Linked DNA regions of Homo sapiens: region 1 is linked to region 2. Evidence: chromatin loops called from intact Hi-C (ENCODE). Cell type or tissue: gastrocnemius medialis. All regions are shown on one strand.

Evidence for each region. A loop is a pair of places that touch in the nucleus more often than their neighbours do. Peaks named below come from ENCODE experiments on the same cell type or tissue, not always from the same donor. Only the 100,000 strongest peaks of a DNase experiment are listed, where the experiment ranks them.
Region 1: it touches region 2 in a loop (3-fold over the local background); 12 of 110 quality-filtered maps call a loop at or near these places.

The regions. Positions count from the first base shown.
Region 1 is chr13:61,409,786-61,412,285 of GRCh38, reverse strand. PCDH20 (protocadherin 20) reads left to right here. Exons shown (of 2, transcript NM_022843.4): 2 at 1-2,500. The coding sequence ends at 1,043. Among named protein-coding and RNA genes, the nearest start is that of PCDH20, 4.8 kb to the left of the region's middle. In gastrocnemius medialis, a CTCF peak has its summit at 1,404 (motif pointing right); no DNase peak of the experiment used is centred here; H3K27me3 peaks cover 331 bases.
Region 2 is chr13:61,133,476-61,135,975 of GRCh38, reverse strand. No RefSeq gene overlaps it. Among named protein-coding and RNA genes, the nearest start is that of MIR3169, 65 kb to the left of the region's middle. In gastrocnemius medialis, no CTCF peak of the experiment used is centred here; no DNase peak of the experiment used is centred here.

The DNA.
Region 1 (2,500 bases), 280 kb before region 2:
ACAGATACACTGTCAGAGCTGTTGACTGTGGGAAGCCACCCAGAGAATCAGTAGCCACTGTGGCCCTCACAGTGTTGGATAAAAATGACAACAGTCCTCGGTTTATCAACAAGGACTTCAGCTTTTTTGTGCCTGAAAACTTTCCAGGCTATGGTGAGATTGGAGTAATTAGTGTAACAGATGCTGACGCTGGACGAAATGGATGGGTCGCCCTCTCTGTGGTGAACCAGAGTGATATTTTTGTCATAGATACAGGAAAGGGTATGCTGAGGGCTAAAGTCTCTTTGGACAGAGAGCAGCAAAGCTCCTATACTTTGTGGGTTGAAGCTGTTGATGGGGGTGAGCCTGCCCTCTCCTCTACAGCAAAAATCACAATTCTCCTTCTAGATATCAATGACAACCCTCCTCTTGTTTTGTTTCCTCAGTCTAATATGTCTTATCTGTTAGTACTGCCTTCTACTCTGCCAGGCTCCCCGGTTACAGAAGTCTATGCTGTCGACAAAGACACAGGCATGAATGCTGTCATAGCTTACAGCATCATAGGGAGAAGAGGTCCTAGGCCTGAGTCCTTCAGGATTGACCCTAAAACTGGCAACATTACTTTGGAAGAGGCATTGCTGCAGACAGATTATGGGCTCCATCGCTTACTGGTGAAAGTGAGTGATCATGGTTATCCCGAGCCTCTCCACTCCACAGTCATGGTGAACCTATTTGTCAATGACACTGTCAGTAATGAGAGTTACATTGAGAGTCTTTTAAGAAAAGAACCAGAGATTAATATAGAGGAGAAAGAACCACAAATCTCAATAGAACCGACTCATAGGAAGGTAGAATCTGTGTCTTGTATGCCCACCTTAGTAGCTCTGTCTGTAATAAGCTTGGGTTCCATCACACTGGTCACAGGGATGGGCATATACATCTGTTTAAGGAAAGGGGAAAAGCATCCCAGGGAAGATGAAAATTTGGAAGTACAGATTCCACTGAAAGGAAAAATTGACTTGCATATGCGAGAGAGAAAGCCAATGGATATTTCTAATATTTGATATTTCATGGTGGAATAACACAGAGAAATGTTTTAACTGACTTTGGATCTTCATCACCTAAAAAAGAGTGTGTTGATGGCAGTTCCAATGAAGGACAACTAATTTATAACTTGTTCTATATTGTAAATAGCTGTTTACAGGTTTTTAAATTTAAATTCAGAGGTTATAAAATGTGTACAGCATTTTTAAGTGAAAATTAGTACTAACAGCTATAGGACTTGTATTTAAAAAAAAAAAAAAAGCTTGGACATGGTTTGCAGCTTTCATACACCAAGCAGATGATTGATAAAACCTGGGAGTAAGGTAAGAAAAATGGAACAAATTTTTATCTAAAAATTCCTGTCACCACAAGAGGGCATCAGCTGCTCCTTTGCAGGAAACTGGGGTATTGTACTTGGCAGTTGTACATGAAATTAATGAAAGAGTATATTTTAAATATATTGTTTTTAACATTAAACAAATATGAAATTAAAGTAAATTAAATTTCACCCTATTTAAACATATGATAAAAAAAGAAATGCACTTGTAAACAGAATGTTTATTACCTCATAAGTGCATATATAGTGTGAAAGAGAAGGCATTAAAAAGAAGTGCAATTCCTTTTTAGCAAGGATAAAATCATTGCCTTGTGTTACAGATTCAGCCTGCTGAAGAGTATTCCACTTTCTGTGTACTCGAATTGCTTTCTGTTTGCTTTACCACTGCACTTGTTATTATTACAAGGGAAATAGATTTATACATACATATATATATTCTTCATTACAGGAAATGTAACTAGATATTGTGCCCAAGAAAAACAGCCAGAAGCAAAGAAATGCTTCAATCTTTAGTTGCTTCATAGGCATTCATGACATTTTAGTGCTTTCACAACTTGTTGGTCGTACTTTATACTTGGGTTATATATTAGACTTTTATAGGCTTGAAATCATCCATCACATAAGAAAATAGAAATCATATTAAAAGTGAATTCTTCTAGAGGCTTGTGTACACTACTGGTTGTTTTAGTTGGGCCTTTTATATGAAAGTTATACTGTACTTATCTTTTTGTTGTTGTTTAGGTTTGTTGACTACCATTTCTGGCTTCCTTTCTTTGGTTTTGGATTAAATCCAACAGTTTATTTGTAAGCCCTGCAGCAGATTTCTTTGATAATTTAGCTTTTACTGAATCTCTTGCAATGAAGAAAGCTATTTCATCAGTGATTTATCACTTTCAATTCATTGTGTGAGCTGGAAATATTATTTTATATGAGAGCTATAGCAAAATAATCTGTATAAACAAGGAATGTGTTAGCTTAAACTGGATCATTTTACTTTTTGGCATCATGCATCTGTACTGTACCAAAAGTGTTTATATGTCTGCAAATTAAAGGTATATATTTTCATAATTTCTTTCTCACTTTTAGCATTTTATATTTGAACATGGGCTTGTTATTTCACTGAAGTGCCTGTCATTTGTT
Region 2 (2,500 bases):
GTGTTAGAGCGCATGTTTTCACCTTAATACCACAACCATTTGCTTTGATGTTCTGGGTTACAGTTTGCAAATGCACATAATTCAAGCAAAGTTTAGAAGGTGAAGTAAACTAGAAACATTATTCTCAGGAGGCCACATAGGTCATCCTCAGCAGCTACACCAACCTTACCATGAAATTTCAATGTATGATTGCAGAGGTCAGTGATGACTTTTTGGAATTCCCCACAAACTCTGTATTTTCTGCCTGCTTTAAGAAGTTATTCGTAACCATTTCTGCTTCACTGTTTCAGACCTTTGCTCTCCCACCTCCTCTGACATTAATGCAAACCCTATTCCTATAACCAGCATCTTAGAGGTAGTGTCTTGTGCAAATAAACACACACTGATATACCTGGTAAGCAATGAGAGGCAACATTTTTATTAATTTTCATCTGGTTCTTCTGCCTCTCTTCTACTTTCTTCTACTCCATCCACTACACTGTATCCAGAATATTCTTTCAGAGTACATCCCTCACTTTTCACCCAATGCACTTCCTCAGTACCATTCCACTCAGTGTTGGATAGTTTTTAGTTTTTCTATCCTGGCATCTATGGCCTATGAGAATCCTATTTTCCAAAACTCCTCCTATGGGCCCAAATCTTCTCACCCATGATGTTTACAAATATCAAGTTTCTACTGTGAGCTACCCAACCCATTTCCAGAGAGAAACTTCATCTAGAACTTCAGTGGGCCCTCAGCCTTTAGAAACTGAAAATCTCATAATATCCCATCCAATCAAATCCCTGTCATCATACTTATCACACTGATATTTATCTATGTTAACAGTGGTGTTTTATTCATTTTTAGCCTCTAATGAACTAAAAGCTCATGATATTTGGGGCCATGTTTAATTCAGTCATTATTAAATCCCCTAGGTTTAGTTAACTGACTTGTACAAAGTTGAGATTGGTAAATATGTACTGAATGAAAGAATAAATGCCTAGATGGCCCAACTATTGTAATGTGGGCAACTCATAGTGCCCAGAAGTCTCACTTACCCAATCAGCATTCTTGATTCCAACCCCTCCACACATTAAAGTCCAGAGCCCTTTCTTTGTCCCCTGGAGTATGCCATCAGGGACAAGAATCAGCTCATTTTGTACTCAAGATTTATCATTTGATCCTCATTCCTATCCAAAGGAGGCTTCTGGGACCACATCTCCTTCCCTCAGCTCACCTATCCCATCTTTCCTCAGTAATAATCATCTTTCACTGGTTTAAAACAGCTAAAAACACTATAACTCCTTTAATAACTAGTTTTAAAAGATTGTCTGCAAAAAGTTTCATAGAAAAATAAACATCCATTTAGGAAACGAAATTTCAAAAAAAAAATCTAACCACAAAATACTAGGGGATGAATATATTTTCAAAGATGTTATTTATATTATCAATCCCTTTGGGAAAAAAACCTTATATATATTATATGATAAAATATGAAAGTAATGCTATGTCAGAAAAGTAAAATATAGCCTTCCACTTTTGTTTAAACACTATCAAAAGAGATGTAGGTTATAAAATTACATTGTTTCATAATCCTACCATGTCCTAATGAAATCACTAGTGTCCACACATAATTATGTATGGAGAAGAGAATGCATGGGCATAACGAATTAAAAGATAATATACTTTTCATGTATTTCCCACATGCAGTTCTCAATAATGATATGCAGTTACAAATTTCAAAAGACTGAGAAAAATGCATCTCTAGGCATTCTCTTATCATCCCTAAGTTCAGCACTATTGAAACCTTACCCACAAAAATAGTGATATTGCAATACTTTGGATGACGATGCAATGTAATATATGAAGGAGAGAAAGAGAGACACAGAGAAAGAGAATGTGTGTGTGTGTGTGTGCGTGCATGTGCGCACACTGCGTGTGTGTGTTACAGGTACAGAGAATTGTATGTAAATCCTGACTCTGCCCCTTACTGCTATGTGAGTTTGAGAACATGTAACTTCTCAGCAAGTTTCCTCACCGGCAATGGTAGATGATAGCACTCATCCCAAAAGTTGATATATGAATTTTTTTTCTAATTTTTGTTTTTGGTTTTATGAAGTTTAAATCAGGTATATATAACATGATTATTACAGAGTTGACACCTATAGATATTTCAGAATATTGTAAGTAATATTCCATATATGCCAGCCCAAATTAAGCTGGCATTCTCAAATTAAGCTGGCAAATTTGACATATTAATTATAAGAATCTGAAATGTTTTGAGAATGAGTATCTCAGTTTAAGAAATACTTATAAAAGAGTGATTTTCCCACATGTCTATACTCCTTAATCAACAAAGGTTGACATAATGCTAATATGAAATAAAATTATGATAGGTTCTTCAGAAATTCAAAAGTCTATTACCTTTTTCATTTCCAGAAAGTAATTGGTAGCATCATCTCAAATGGGAGTGGAAAAATAAAAATAAAAGCATGACAAGTAAATGAATGGTAGAAGATA